Linked DNA regions of Homo sapiens: region 1 is linked to region 2. Evidence: chromatin loops called from intact Hi-C (ENCODE). Cell type or tissue: chondrocyte. All regions are shown on one strand.

What was found. A loop is a pair of places that touch in the nucleus more often than their neighbours do. Peaks named below come from ENCODE experiments on the same cell type or tissue, not always from the same donor. Only the 100,000 strongest peaks of a DNase experiment are listed, where the experiment ranks them.
Region 1: a loop joins it to region 2, with 5 times the contacts of the local background. A loop is called at or near these places in 2 of 110 quality-filtered maps.

Annotation. Positions count from the first base shown.
Region 1 is chr20:31,818,931-31,826,930 of GRCh38, reverse strand. It overlaps MYLK2 (myosin light chain kinase 2), which reads right to left and starts at 7,575. Exons shown (of 13, transcript NM_033118.4): 1 at 7,503-7,575; 2 at 7,299-7,398; 3 at 6,385-6,805; 4 at 5,194-5,492; 5 at 3,349-3,454; 6 at 2,579-2,672; 7 at 217-326; 8 at 1-134. The coding sequence starts at 7,350. RefSeq lists enhancers at 1-245, 1,938-2,438, 2,639-3,165, 3,166-3,693, 4,161-4,220 and 1 more and a silencer at 3,811-3,860. In chondrocyte, CTCF peaks have their summits at 3,951 (motif pointing left) and 4,201; DNase peaks (open chromatin) are centred at 2,000, 2,180, 4,100, 7,750 and 2 weaker places.
Region 2 is chr20:32,481,964-32,489,963 of GRCh38, reverse strand. The region is part of intron 4 of NOL4L (nucleolar protein 4 like); the gene reads left to right. It overlaps LOC124904886 (a long non-coding RNA gene), which reads right to left and starts at 3,934. Exons shown (of 2, transcript XR_007067564.1): 1 at 3,843-3,934; 2 at 2,662-3,450. RefSeq lists silencers at 6,440-6,599, 6,960-7,069. In chondrocyte, CTCF peaks have their summits at 4,426, 4,627 and 5,874 (motif pointing left); DNase peaks (open chromatin) are centred at 5,583, 5,643, 5,713, 6,473 and 1 weaker place.

The DNA of each region.
Region 1 (8,000 bases), 660 kb after region 2:
CCAGGTGCAAAACCCTCATCTTGTGCATGAAGAGGATCCCGTCACAGATCTGCCTGACAAACACCATGGTGTCCACCTCGGTCAGATGGTAGTCCTCATCCACAATCCTCTCGAAGAGCTCTCCGCCCTCGATGCTGTGTGCACAGACCCCTCCACGGCTTGCTCCGTGCCTGGTGGTACCCCCACCCAGCCCCTACCACTACTTCGGGCACTCACTACTCCATGAACAGGACGATCTCATGCGGAGTCTCGATGGCTGCATACAGCTGGATCAGATTGCGGTGGTTCAGCTGGTTCATGACCTCAATCTCCAGCAACACCATTTCCTGGGGACCAGGGAAGTCAAGGGTACCAGCTGGGCACCATCACTCCCTGCCACCCACCCTCCATACCCGCACCCTTGAACAGGCCTGCTAGCCTTGCCCAGATCACTGCTCAGCCTCCTCCTTGCCTCTCCTCTCTCCCCCACCCCCACATCTGTGGTCCTCACCACTCCCAAGTCATGCCTGCTGGGACATCTTCCTTTTGCCGGCTCTTCTCCTGAGTACTGACATGCCAAGATCTCCATCCTCCCCCCTCACCGCTTCCCTCTCTCTGCTCTCTCCCTGGGCATCTGCATAAAGTCTCATGACTTTACATTTTATCCAAAGTCATCAATTTCCAAATATACATCTCAACCTCTGAGCACTCCATTGAATTCTAGACTCCAATATCTCCAACTGTCTACTTGCCTTAGTTGTCTAATAGACATCTCAAATCTATCATGTCCAAAATTAGACCTTAGACATCGTCCCTTCCCCACAATTGAGTTGCTCTCGGCTTGCCTGGCAGCAAAAGTACCCCCACGCTTCACCCAAGGGTGCAGGACAAAAAGTTACGAGCCATCCTAAGTTCTTCCCTTACTCTCGCGCCCTCACACCCCACCTCCGACCCAACTCTTCAGCATCATCTACCTTCAAGCTAGATTATACATCCAATCATTCGCACCTCCTCCACCACTGCCTTCCTAGTTTAAGACACCATTATTTGTCACTTTCAGAAAGTCGCAAGCCAGCTGTCACATCGGTAGGCTGATATATCGGCTATAATAGGAATACTTACACCATGAGAAATGGCAAATGCTGTAAATCGGGCCTCTCTCCACACCTGCCCTACCCAGATCCAGTGGTTAAACACTAACCCTTGTTTCACTGCCAGGATGGCTCCCCTTCTGCCTTTACCCACCCCTTCATTCAGTTCTCACCTCACATATGTCTTTCTCAGAGAGGACTGATCTCACCTCCCTATCTAAAAGCGCCCCCATCAGCCCTGTACCCCCTCTACCTTACCTGGCTTTATTTTCCCTCCTAGCACTTCTCAGTACCTGATGCCAGGCCTTCTTTTCTTCTCTTTTCTTTTCTTTTTTCTTTTTGCTTTATGTTTTAGTTGTCTCTCCCTCCACTGTAGCATGTCAGCCCATGAGGGCAGGGGTGTTTTTAGGTCACTGACATTTCCCCAGCCCCTGACCCACTGAATGGCAGAGAAGTGCTCAATAATTATCAACTGAAAACTGGCCCCAGTTAATTGAGCCGCAGGTAGGTACTGAACATCTATGCTGAGCCAGAGCCTGTGACAGAGGCCTGGGACCTAGGAGACAATAACACGGACCCAGGCCCTGTAAGTGGAAGAGACGAAAAAGGACGTTGTCACATAGAAAATGCACTCCTTCCAGTGTGCTTAGAGCCATAATGGGGACCCAGGGCTGCAGCGGCTAGAGCTGCTTCTCACGCTTTCACTGGGGTCGGGCCTGTGCCCACACTGTGGCTTCTGCCTGGGATGCCCAGAACCTCACTCCCCAGCACCTCCTGCTATCTCTGGCCCTCGAGCCTTTCCTCCCATAGTCCCCTCTGCCTGAAACTCTGCCCCTGCCTTCTCCACTGGAACGTCTCCTCAAAGCCCTCGCTCAAAAGGCAGCTGGTCCAGGAAGCTTCCCTGACCCCTCGGCCTGAGTCAGAAGCTCTCTTGAACCCCAAAATGCTACCCCGCAGTTTCCCTGAGTCACAGCTGTGGTCACACGAGGTTGCTATTACCTCCTCACACAGCAGACTCCCTCACTCTACCTGCCTGCATCCTTTCATTCCTTCAACAAACACTGCTCGTGGCCTCCTCTGAACCCAGCCCAGGCCGTGGGTACTAGAGGCAAAGCTCTAGGCCAGGCTTGTTTACCTTGGCTTCAGCTCCCTGAGGGTGGAGACCACACCCACTTCACTCCCAGACCCCCAGTGCCCAGCACAGGGCCTGGCCCAGAGCCCACACTCATCAGTGTTTGTTGAATTGAACCAGAGGGCATGAATATCCCATGCCTAAAAGGGAAGTCCCCAGATAAGTTCACTAACTGAAGTATCTGGTTATGGGTAGGGTCCTCAGGCCCCTGCTGCAGGGCTGTCCATCCATCTCTCTATCTGTGTAGTATTTTCACTGCAACAAACTCCCATACCAGGCCCCAGGTTCAGCAGCGCTGGTGGAGGGAGGCGAGAGGTGCCCACTCCAAGGATCCCCTCCCCATCCTGGGCAGCCACCACCCCCGCAACCTCACTACCTTGTCTTTGGGAGTCTGTTTCTTGATGACCTTGGCTGCCAGCTTGAGGCCTGTGGCTTTCTCCATGCAGGTACAGACTGCCCCAAACTTGCCACTGGAAAGAGAAGAGGCTGTAAGTGAGGGGACCCCAGAGCCCACCGGGGTCAGTGGCATCCTTTGCTCTGATCCTAACTTGGTCCCAGACCCAGTGGTGCCTCTGGATCCCCTTTGGTGAGATGGGAGCACTCACCCCAGCCAGCCCTGACTCCCTCCTGAAGCTGTGAGCTGTTCTGCCAGGACAATGGCTGAAGCAGGTTCTTTGAACCACACAGACCACGTGCACAGGAAGAGCAGGCGTGTAGGGAGGATGGCCCTGGGATGCGACCCTTAGAGGTTTAGGGCAGGCAGGCCCTGGGCCCTGGGGGAGGGCACCTTCAGGCAGAGGGAGGATCTGCAGAGGTATAAGACTGAGTCAGGGCTTTTTACAAAGCAGGAATCACCATGAGGGGGTCAGTGTGGTGCCTGGAGCTGAGACAGACAGAAAAATGCTGTGTATTTCCTACGGAAGCACTGAATGGCTGACGGTGCGTCTGAGTAAGTGACAGCAACACTGAGTGCACATCAGCATGTGACAGCTGCACACAGTGTGTGTCCCACACAGAGGTGAACATGTCCATGTGGCCATGTCTCAGCGGGGTGTGTGTCTGGGCCTTGCACAGGGGAAATGTGAAGCCACAGGAGCCCGGTGTACTCTCTGTCCATGAGTGCCCAGCTGGGGTCCCAGATCTCACCCTCCGAGCGCCTCCTTGGAGTTCATACTGAATTCACTGCTGACATTCCCGGTCCTCAGCTCCACCATGCGGTGAGGGAAGGGGGCCGGAGGTGGCGGGCAATCATCTGGGGGACAGAGCACAGCCCTCATGGTCAGTGCCAGGGGCTGCTGAGGATTCCCCTTGGCACCACCCCTCCTGCTGGCCTGGGCCCCATCTAGGGAAGTTAAGTTCACCAAGTGATACCTGGGGGACACCTGGCTCCAGGATAGGGGCTATGGGGCCCAGTTTCCAATATCAGTTCTGCCACCAACACAACACTCCTATCAGGGAGGACCAGCTTCTCCTGGCAGAACAAACGGGATGGGAGCTTGGACTTTTTGGACCCTCTGCATTATAAGACACAAGGACTCCATCCCAAGCTATCTGCATTTCCACCAAAAACAATCAAACACAGCAGCTATAAAGCGGAATGCCAGGCAGTGGGGTTGCTATGTCTGAATAATGGGGTAGGTGGTGGGACCTGCCCACCCTCCATCCTAATAACACCGCAATCTGGCCAGACCACCCATGGCGGGGCGGGACCGGGGACCGTGCTGTTTGGTGGGGAGAGGGCGCCACCTAGCGGCAAGTGTGGGGAACCGCTCGCCCTGAAGGCTGGCAGGCCGGCAGGCGGTCATCAGGAATGGAAACCTCTTTATAAATAGCAAGAGGCGGCAGGGAAGCCGGGCTGGTGATAAATCAAACGGCCTTTGGAGGTGGTTCAGATCCTGTCACTCTAGGATGCGATTTCGGGGCGGGGCGGAGGTCTCTGCGGCTGCTAGGGGCGGAGGCAGGGCTCCTGGCTGCCGCCCAGCCGCCAGGTCCTCCCACCCTGTCTGGGTGGCACGGTGCCGCTCACCAGGCAGGCTGGCGGGTCTCCCAGGGCACTTCAGCCTGGAGGCAGGGGGGTGTCAGGACACTCTGGGTTCTCCTGACCCCATCTCACCCCACCCCCAGCCCTGCCGCACCCCTGCCCAGGCCCTTTCCCTATTCACCTGCTGGCCAAGCTCACTCACACTCAGTGCTCTCTGCAGCCCATGAACAAGCCACGGGCTGCTTGTCTAATCATCAATGAAGGCCACTCCACAGTCCTGCCCCATTGCACATGCCCAGCTTCCTTGGTCACTGCTCCCACACACAGGCACCTGTGCTCCTCAGCGCATGAGCCCTCTATAGCTCCCACGACCCCACCCCACTATACAGTTTAGCTACTAAGCCTGGCATTTGAGCCCTTCTACAGATTGACTCCAAATTCCATTGCCCAGGGAGTTTGTGTTGCTCCAATAATCTGCCTGATTTTTCTTTTTTTTAACTTCATTTTAGTCAAAGTAGAAAAAACTCAAAAGTGGGTTCTGGAGTCTGGGTGGCCTGACAGGTTCAAATCCTGTCTTCACTGGATATGTTTGGGCACTTCATTTTCCTTTTTCTGAGCCTTCCTTTCCCCATCTATCAAAAGGGAATACTAAATTTAAAAATAAAAATACATCTTAAAAAATAAGATTGAAGAAAGCCAGGTATGGTTGTACACGCCTGTAGTCCCAGCTACTCGGGAGGCCAAGGTGGGAGGATCACTTGAGGCTGGGAGTTTGAAGCCAGCCTGGGCAACGTAGCAAGACCCTATCTTTTAAAACAAATAAACAAATGAATAAACATACGTTAAAAAAGGAATACTTTCTGGAGTTGTGTGACCCTTAGATGAATGGGCCTGGGTAAGGCTTGGCTCAGGGCAGTTCAGACCTCCGAATAGGTAGACTTGGGACTGACAGCCCCCTTCCCTCCCCCTGGCCCCAGGGCAGCCCCAGCCCCCACCTGCCCCTGGCCTACCCAAAATCTGGAAGCAGTCCTCCTCCCTGGCTGTGAGACAGAGGGCCTGCCCCACCTCGGATTTCTCTGAGGGAACAGCCTGGAACTCAATCCCCCTCGAGGTGTCCCCTTGCATCTTAGCCTGGCCAGCCTGGCCTGGGGTTTTCTCTCCCACTTCCTTCTGGCTCTCTGCCAGGATGTTCTTTCCTTCTTCTGCCTTGGCTGGCCTGGGATCCGTGGGGCTGTGGGTCATGGGCACCCCTTCAAAGGTGAGCTCTGATGCCTCGCTTGGGGGCTTCTTGGCCAGCAGCTTCTCAGAACTAGAAGGTGAGAACACAGAGGTGAAGCCCTCAGCGGCCACAGCCTGTGGCATCAGGCAAGTCTCAATGCAATCTGCAGAGCTAATCCAACCCCACCCCAAATGCATGGTGTAATACAGCCAAATTCACCTGGTACAAAATTAAGGGATGTTCATGGCTGTGGTCATTATCTTGACTACCAACACACTAATACATCATTAATAACTATTAATAGGATTGTTGATATGGTTAATCATCATGTGGATACAACTAGGGAGTTATGTAGCTCTTGATTCATAAAATCTGTTGTGATATAATTGATACATAATTATCAAAGTGATATGGTAAATGTTCTTATTGTGGCTTACAATATATCATTAATGACCTCATTAGCATTCAGGTAAGTATAACTGATGGCATCACACATGTGCTATATTATGGTTATGAAAATATTATCAATGATCCTCCAATCTGGTTATTAGTCATCTTTTCATATCTTACCAATAATTATATTAAGAAGAACAGGAAAATACTGGATGTCCTAGGAAATACACAGCCTTTTGCCTGACACCTTTAGCCTTTCTGCCTGCCATCTCAACCCTGCCCTTGGCTAGACCCAAGCCCATGGAGTAAGGGGAACTTCGGACCCCAGAAGCCTAGAGAAGATATGTTCAACCTAGGCAGTCTTTGAGGGTCTCTCTTACTCCAGTCTTGTATGAATTGTGGCAGGGTTCTGGTTTCTGCAGGGGACAAGGCGGTAGAGGCAATTCACAGGACAGAGGAAACTGAATGTCAGAACTACACTCCCCAGCACTGAATGTGATGATAACCATGCCTAAGACAAGGGAATTAAGCAGGACCCCTAGGGACAGAACCACAGGACCCCTCCCCACTCCCAGGAGGGGATATTCACCTGGAGATGATGGCAGGACAGCTGGGGCTATGCAGAAAGGCAGGTGAGCCCCTCCTGGCTGCTGCTTGGCCCTCTGCTGCCTTCTTGCCCACCCTGGGCTTTCCAGGATCCTGGCTGCCTGAGGCTCCCTGCTCAGCCTTGGGCTTCTTGACGCTGGTCTCAGGTGTCGCAGTCTGCTGGGGCAGGGCTGCCGGGGGCCCAGCACTGCCCTCCGCGGGCCCCCCGCCCCTGTCACCCTCTCCTTTGGGGCCTTGGCTGCTAGTTGAGGGTTGGGCCAGGGTACCATCCCCTTTCTCTGAGGCAGGGGCTTTGGCATCTTTCTTCAGGGTGGGTGGATCCGGAGCTTTCTTTGGGTCTGGGGGGCCAGGGTCTTTCCCTGCAGCCAGGGGTCTTTCACCTGTGGGACCTTTAGGTGCCTTGTCTGCAGAGGAGGTGAGACACCCATCAGGATCCACCCTCCTTTCCTTCCCTCTCACCCAGGCTGGGCAGAGACCAGCTCTGGGCCCAGGTTCCCACCCAGGCAACAACTTGCAAATGCTTGTCCCACTGAGTCTCTGGGGCCACTTGATGGCCCCTAGAGATGAGCTGCCACGACCTTGGAGGGCCTCTGTGGGAGGCTTCCAGCCCTTTGGGTGGGCCTTGGTGGCCCCCATCATCCTTGCCCTGACTGTTTAGGTGCATCCCCAGCAGCCATCCCTGGTGGCTTCACATTTTCCTGGTCTCTCCAGGAAGGGCTTCATACAGGCCCTGGACCCAGCCCAACCCTAGCCAGAGATTCCTCTGATTTCTGGGTCCCCCGTGCACCATGCAAACAAGGCTGGGGCACAGAACTCCCACTGAGGAACCTGCCCAGTCCTGGATTCAAAACCCCCCTTCCCAAGCTCCTCCCTCCATCTCCTGCCCCAGCTTGGCACCTGTTGATGGGTTCTGAATTCCCAGCTCAACTGCTCCATTTTCTGTCGCCATGAGGTAGGGAGGCGTGTGCTGCTGCTTGTCTAACTCAAGTCTTTCTAGCTGCAGAAACAAGAGTGGAGTGTGTCAGGCTGTCCAATTTCCCCTCTCGTCTGGCTGCAGTGAGACAGGAAGCCGAGGCCTGCTAACTGAGGGGAGAGAGGTACCTGGAGCAAAGAGGGGCAACCTGGTTGCCGTCTGTCTCCCAGCGGCTGCTCAGGAGCAGTCCTGGGCAGTTGTAAGGGATTGGGCCGGGTGGGCAGAGGCGGAGGCAGGGGTGTGGGCAGTGGAGGCGGGGACGGAGGAGAGGATCTCTTACACCAGGGGCCATGCAGCTGGGACTGCCGCCACCTGTCACTCTTGGCCCCAGTTCAGAGGACACGGCATTCTTCCCATGGCCCGACTGGGGGGAGAATGATGTTGGAACAAGCGAGAAAAGGGAGGGGTATCTGGGACGCTGGGGGAGCAGCCCTTTCCCCAGGCCTTGCTCAGTATCCCTGACTTGGACAGGATCAGAGGGGGCCTGGAAGAAGGGGAGTACTCAGGCAGGCCTGAAGGGCAAGAGTATGCCCAGGCTGAGCCCTGGTCTGCCCACCTGTGTGCCACATCTCCTGGGGCTCCCCAGAACCTGGCTAGAGCCACAAAGTCCCAGGGATAATCTCCCT
Region 2 (8,000 bases):
AGAGACAGGGTTTTACCATGTTGGCCAGGCTGGTCTCAAACTCATGACCTGAAGTGATCTGCCCACCTCGGCTTCGCAAAATGCTGGGATTACAGGCGTGAGTCACCATGCCAGGCCAGAAAACTTATTTACTTATTTATTTATTTATTTATTTGAGAGGGAGTCTCACTCTGTCACCCAGGCTGGAGTGCAGTGGCATGATCTCGGCTAACCGCAAGCTCTGCCTCCCAGGTTCACACCATTCTCCTGCCTCGGCCTCCCAAAGTGCTGGGATTACAGGCGTGAGCCACTGCGCCCGGCCCAGAAAACATATTTTAAAGCCATAATACTGAGACAGGAATAGGTCAACAGAATATAATACAAATCCACACATAATAGAAAATTAGTATAAGATGACATTTCCAATTAGTGGATAAAGATGAGTTATTTAAAAGATGATATTTAGGCCAGGTGCAGTGGCACATGCCTGTAATTCCAGCACTTTGGGAGGCTAAGGCAGGAGGATTGCTTGAGTCCAGGGGATTGAGCCTGCAGTGAGCCAAGATCATGCCACTGCACTTCAGTCTGGGTAACAGAGTGAGACCCTGTTTCAAAAATAAAAAATAAAAGATAAAAGATGGTATTGACACCACTTAGAAAGCCATTTAGAAAAAAATAAGCCAGATCCCCACTTCATTACTTATATTGAGATAAATAAAAGATGGAATAAAGATTTAAATGTAATGAAGACATAAAGTTTCCAGAAGAAAATATAGGTGAATTACTTTTGTAATCTTAGAGTGGAAAAAAGCTTTTGTTTTAACCTGAAGCCCTAAAGCCCTAAAGGAAAAAAAAAAAATCAGATGATATAAAAATGTAAAATTTCCATATGGCTAAAAAAATCTTGTCATAAACTAAATAAAAAGACAACAAAAGGAAAACATATTTGCAAAATACATGACAAAAGATTAATTTTCCTTATTTCCAAAAAGTTCTTACCAAAAAAAAAAAAAAAAAAAGACCAACAATTCAAATAGAGAAATGGGCAAAGGATATGAACAGGTTAGTCAGAAAGAAAGAAAGAGAGAGGAAAGAAAGAAAGAAAGAAAGAAAGAAAGAAAGAAAGAAAGAAAGAAAGAAAGAAAGAAAGAAAGAAAAAGAAAGAAAGAAAGAAAGAAAAAGAAAGAAAGAAAGGAAGGAAGGAAGGAAGGAAGGAAGGAAGGAAGGAAGGAAGGAAAAGAAAGAAAGAAAAGAAAGAAAGAAAAAGAAATACAAGTGCCCCGTAAACACAGTGCACAGAAACATCTACTTACATTCCCAAGTGAAGAGGAGCAAAGGAAAATAAGAGACACTGTTCTTCCTCCCTCAGATTGACAGAGATAAAAGAGATTGCTAATAGTAAGCAGTGACAAGTGTGCAGTGAAATGAGTGCTGCTAGATATTGCTGGTGGCAGAGTAAACTAGTGTAGCATTTAGAGAGAGGGATGTGACCCCGATTGTGCAATTATGAAATGTACAATCCTGATGATAAAAGCTACCATCTACCAAGTACTCCCTCTGGGGAAAAGATCAAGATGTCTTTTAGGATCTAGCCTTGGCAGTCACACACCCTCATTTCCACAATGCACCATTGGTTCCACAGCCCTGTGCATTGCGATGGTACCAGGGTATGAAACTGGGCGGTGAGGGTCATCATGGGCCATCTTGGAGACTGTCTACCACAGTTTGTAATCTCAAAGAGGAAAATTTGGTGCCAAATGCTACGTTAAACACACGTTAAACATAGTGGGTCTTTGGAAGGCCAAGGCGGGTGGATCACTTGAGTCCAGGAGCTTGAGACCAGCCTGGACAACATGGTAAAACTCCATCTCTACTAAAAATACAAAAATTAGCCAGGCATGGTGGCACACACCTGTAATCCCAGCTACTTGGGAGGCTGAGACACAAGAATGGCTTGAGTCAGGGAGGTGGAGGATGCAGTGAGCCCAGATCGTGCCACTGCACTCCAGCCTAGGTGACACAGCAAGATTTGGTCAAAAAAAAAAAAAAATAAAACCAACAAACAAAAACTGTGGATCACATGTAGATGAATAAACTGTTGCTTAGAGAGGTTTAGGTATGGTGCCCAAAGTCATCCATCTAGTGTCAGAGCCAGAATTTGAACTAGTTCCATCTGATGATACTCTTTCCATTAGACCTCCTCACTGGCCTCCCTGTCATCACTTCTGCTCCTTTATAATCTCATCTCCCCTGATCTAAAAACGTAACTCAGATTGCATCCTCTCCTCACTCCCAGTGTAAAGCCCACACACCTCACGGGGGATGTTCAGGATGTTGCATGCTTGGCCCTGTTTGCCCCCCCGATGCTCATCCCTCCTGCCCTCCCCCTGGCCCACATTGCTCTAGCACTCTGGTCACCTTTCCTTTCATCAGCAGTTTTGCACCAACTATTCCCTCTGCCTGGAAGACAGTGCCCCCAGGTCTTCACCCAGCTGTCAACTTCTGCCCTCTGGGGATTAGGACACCCAGTGGCTTCCTCCTGGGAGAGCTCTTCCCTGACCACTCAGCCCAGAGCCCACCCTGGCCCCCACCCTCATTCCACCCCCATCCTCTGCCTCTCCCCCACCCCTTGTCCACACCTCATTCCATCTCTACAGGATCTAAGAAGAGTCACACATTAAGTTTAGTTGTTATTTCTCTCTCTTTAATTTTTTTTGAGATGGAGTTTCGCTCCTGTCGCCCAGGCTGGAGTGCAACGGTATGATCTCGGCTCACTGCAACCTCTGCTTCCTGGGTTCAAGCAATTCTCCTACCCCAGCCTCCCGAGTAGCTGGGATTACAGGTGTGTGCCACCACGCCCGTCCAATTTTGTGTTTTTAGTAGAGACTGGGTTTCACCATGTTGGCCAGGCTGGTCTCGAACCCCTGACCTCAGGTGATCCACCCGCCTCGGCCTCCCAAAGTGCTGGGATTACAGGTGTGAGCCACTGCACCCGGCTGTTATTTCTCTTTCATCTTATCGTTTAGAAAGTCAATTAGTGACAATGAATGTTTTGTAGAGTCCAAGACTGTTGTGTTGTGGAGTTTCTCTTTCTGGATTTCTTGTCTGGTTGTCTCTTGAGGAGCAGATTCAGGTGAAGCATGTTGGGGGAGCACATGGCTCAAGTGATGCTGTGTCTTCCAGTGCCTCCCTTCAGGAGCCGAGGACATCATGTCTGGTGGCCCCACTTTGGAGGCTGCTGAATTTGATGACTTGATTGGGAAGTGTCTGCCAGATCGCCCCATTGCAGGTACATTTTCTTCTCTGTCATTAATAAGTCATTTGTGGGGATAATTTTTTTTTTTAATGTTTTGACGTGCTTGAACAGTGTCTGCTCTGGTCACGCTAAGATCCTATTTGTCCTAATAATGGCAAACCAGAGTCCCATGGCCAGGTCCCCACTTGTGGGACATGCTTACTTCATATGGGAAGCTGCATGAAAGAAAGGGGTTTGCTGCTTAAAAAGCCCCATCAGAGCATACCCTAATCATCTGTTTACAAAAGCACCCAATGTCTTCAGAGGCTGGAGGGGACCTGTGGCAGCATTGTCCCCCCGAAGCAGATGGGATCAGCTTTCTCTGCCATGGTCTCCTACCAGGCTGGGGCCAGAAGAAGGGACACATCACTGGGAGAATTAGTGGTCAAGAAACTAGGTCACCCGATTCCTCATTGGGACTCATGCTGTGGCCACTTTAAGGAGTGGGGGAGTGGCACAAGGACACTGAAAACAACCTATACAAGGTTACTCCAGGAGTGGCAGCTCCTGTAGGAATAAGGATCTGGGAGATTTCTGAGGGCTTCAGCACACACACATGAAAACTCACCTCATTTGCAGTGCCGCTCAACAGCCAGGTTTCTGCAGGGCTCTCAACTGTTTTCTGTGGGTTGAGCAGGGCTGGGCTGTTTTATCTCAGGGATAGTAAATGAGTTCACGTTTCATGCCTACAGAAAATCACTGCTCTGCCCTCCTGGGCGGTACTAGCTCTCTTTTATTAGTCAGAGAAGAGGTGGGTTATCTGGGTTCAATTCCACCTTTGAACTTCAGTTGTATTTGGCTTTATATTTCAAGCTCAGATGTCCACCACTGCTGTGAAATAGTAATTCAGGCCAGGAGAAGTCAAAGGTCTCTGAAAATGTGGTGGGGAAAGGGAAATCCTGAGTCTGAATTATCTCATTTTCAGAGTGAGGATGGACAGTTCCCGCGTTTGGAAACACATTTCCTGGATGAACTTAAGAGCTGTGGCCACTAGTTCGTTCTAAAAATCATTATTGGGCACCAGCATGTGTGGATAAATAAAGCCTCCCACCTGCCCCACATCACCAAGGATGAGAAGATCCAGTAAACTGGGGAGAGTGAATTGGTTTGAAAACACATTTGATTTCAGGAATAAAAGGTGCAAATGAGTAAATGTGCCTAAACCCTCTTTTAAAAAGAAAGTGTGAGTTTTCTATTGACAGCAGAGTCTTGAGCATGTGCGGAAGGAAGCCTGCGTGGCGCTAATGTGATGTCTTGTCATCATTTTATTTTTCTGACGGGTAAACGCTGGGCTCTGAACCTGTGGGGTTGTACTTCGCACTCGCGGCTGTAGAGGGAGCCTTGTTTACCATGGATTGTTCACAATGCAAAGCTTTCAGAGGAAGAAAGAAAAAAGGCTTTTTACAGAAAAAAAGTTGGAGGGTTAAAGGCAGTCTGTTTCAAAATTGCAAACAATCGCTGTGGCTGTCTCGTTTTCTCTTCTCTGCTGGTTCCACCGTGAATGAATGGTAGCGTAAAGAGTCAGTAGAAATTGCCCTTCCTCTTCGGATGCGACCAGAGGAATCAGGAGGTGGGATCCTTATCAGGGTTTTTTTTTAGTTGTTTTTTTTTTTTTTTTTTTTTTTTTTTTTGGCAATTTCCCCACAGAATTCCACGAGGGCAGTTCCCCATCCTTGTTGAAGCACAAGCTTTTTTCGAGGCTGATCTGTGGTAGCGGAGGGTCTGGATTTGGAGGGGTGGGGTGGGAATGGATCCCCTGACCCATTTTCTCCATCGGGGTCTAATTCTGCGGTTTGGTGATGAGAGTGTTGCTTTTCGGGCCGAGTCCGAGGTTGCTCGGAGGTCCAGGGCTCCCACCCCGCGATGCCAGTCCTGCCTCCTCCTGCGCCCCGGGCAAGGGTCTGTCCGCCTGGGGGACCGCATCTGGAATCCGCGTGGCTCCCCTCCCCGGCGGTGCCGTCTCCACGGACAGTGCGTGCCCGGGTCTGGGCTGGAGCGACGTCCCCGAGATTATCCTATTACTTTACAACTGTGGCTCGCGCGCCGTCAGGACCCGGCCCGGTGTGGGCTGGCGGAGCACAATGACCGGCGGCGGGGCGGGGGCGGGCACGCGGGCGGCGGGCGCTGGGGGTCGCGTAGATGTTTGGGTCGAACAGGTGAGCGCCTCCCGGACACTCGGGTGCCCGCGGGGGGCGGGGAGGAGGGCGGAGGGGGTGTAAACTAAGTGGTGGGAAAGAGACAAAGGAAGAGTGAAGAGCGAGACGGTGCGGATGGGGAAGGGGGAGGGGCGCGGAGGGGCAGCCGGTGGGCAGCGCGCCGAGGAGCTCGAGCTTGAACTTGATCAAGCACTGGGGGCCCTGCCGTGGGGGTGGGGCGGGGGTACGGCCGAGAGCCGGCCACGTGCCTGGCTTTCCCAGCCCGGGGTCTCGCTCCGGCCGCCCGGGGGAGCCGAACCCCGAGGCCCGGCAGCCCCGCCCCACAAGTACCCGCGTCCCTGGGGACCCGAAAGACGCATGGGGGTCGAAGGCTGCCCGAAGGGGCCCCGGGCGCCGAGAGTTCCTGAGGGTGCCTGAGTCACTTTATTTGGGCCAAGTCTCCCTCTCCTGGCCTGACCGCAGACAGCCCGCCGGGTGCCCTCTCCCCCCAGCCCCCACCGGACCCAGAGACCGCAGCCTCCGGGAGCGATGGGTAGGCACAGATCCCAGCGCCTTCTTTCCGGGCTCAGCCCCGTGCAAGGATCTTCCTCGAAGCGCTTCCCCCTTAAGAGCGCGCTCCCCACCGAAGCGCACGGCGGCGCGTCCAGCGCGCCCTTATCCCCCCCTACCTGGCCCAGCTCCCCCTCCTTCCTCCTCTTCTCCCCCCGCGCCTCTCTCCCTCCTTTCTCCTCTCCCCTCTCCCTGGGTGCCTCCTTTTCCTCTCTCCCCTTCCCCCCGTGCCCACTCCTCCCTCTCACCCGCCCCTCCGCCACCTCCTCCTGCTGCTCCTCCTACTCCCCCTGCCTGCGCCCTCCCTGCGCTCCCCTCCCCCCCGCCCCCGCCCCGTGCCCGGTCCCGCCCCCTCTCCCGCCTCCCCGTGCCCGGTGCCCCCTCCCCCTTCCTCCGGGCCGCGGCGCCGCCGCCGCTGCCGCCGCTGCTCGCCTGGGCCCTCCTCCTGGCCACCCCCGCCCCCGGGCCGGGCAGTGACGCGCCGCGGTGGTGCCAGCCCCTCTCCCCGGGCAGCCGCGGCGGCAGCAGCAGCAGCAGCAGCTGGAGCTGTGGGGCTGTCACCGCCGCCCGCCCCGCTCACTCGCGGATCCCGACCGCCCATCTCCGCCTCGCTTCCAGCCCAGGTACGGAGTCCGGCCCGGATCCCGGCGATCGGGCCGTTTCCGGGGCCCGGGCCGCCGCCCCCCTTCTCCGGCTGCTGCCGCCGGCCGTTGAGCTGCGGTTAGGGGGGCGAGGGGCTGGGGGCGGTTCTGGGGAGGGGGGCGCAGGGGGAGCTTCCTTTGCCGGGGCTGAGGGAGGGGGCGCGGGGGAGCGGCTGCGCCCTGGGCCGAGTGGGCTGGGGCGGGGGGCGGGTGAGTGTGCCCGAGAGTGGAGGGGGGGCGATGAAGGCTGCACTGTGGGGGCCGCGGGGCGCCCAAGAGGTGTGTCTGGCCCTGAGCGCCCAGGGTCGCGGGGCGCACCCCACTCCCGGGGTGCGCGCCGCGGGTCCTGGGGGGCGGTGATTGTGCGCGCAGCGCCGCGGTATTGTGCCACGGCCGCTCGGTGTGCAGCGGGCTCGGCACCGCGTCCCGGCGAGGGAGGCGTTCTCTGGCGGCGGGGCGGGGGCCGGGCTCGGGTTGCCGCGGCCGCCACGAGAAGGGAAGTGGACTGTGTTTGGGGATGTGAGGACGGGAAGCGTTGAGTGTCAGGGAGGGGTTCCCCGGCGCGGCGCGGGGAGTTGAGACGCGGTTTGCAGAGTTGAGCCCACTTCAGCAGGCCCGGGTCCCTCCCGGGAGGGGACGGGGTGTCCCTCTCAGGTGCACCGTCTGACCGGAAGCCGCGGGCGTTGGCGGCCCCTGGCGAAGGGGCCTTCCTTAATGAGGGGACACGGCGGGGCGGGGGCAGCCGGCCGCCTCGAGGGCGCGCGCAGGGGTTAAGTTGGATTTACACCTCCGCCCTCTCTCTCCTCCCTCCACCTTGTCTTCAAGGCTGGACACTTTGGATAGGGAGGAGGGGGGAGTGCAATCCGCATTTTTATTCCAGCCGCTCGGGAGCAGAAGTGACCCTGCTCCCACCCGGAGCTGCGTTTGCCCGAGTCCGGCCGCCCCTACCGGGCTGCGCTTCCTGGGGGAAGTTCTCATTAAGCCTCGCTAATTAGCATTATTCCTGTAGAAAGGTTAAGGTTAGACCGTCCTTTTCCTTATGGGAGGCCCACCCCCTCCTCCCCATTCCCTACTCCCTCCCCTCTCCCCAAGAGCACAAAAGCACAAAAAGAAAGTGTGAAGAGGCTCAGATCAATGGAGAAGCCACAAACCCATTAATTCAAATGGAACCTTTTTTCCCCCTCTAAAACATTGATTTTCCTTTCTGTCTGCTCTGAGGGGAGATGAATAACCTCCTGATTTCACCTGAAATGGTGTTTGGACTCTGTGATTTCCTCCTCTTTCTGAGAAGGATTGTGGCTTGAAATAGATTCTCCCTTGAGATAAAGCCCTACTTATCCCAGAATCAGCTGGCAACCCCAGCCTGCTCCCCCCCCCCCG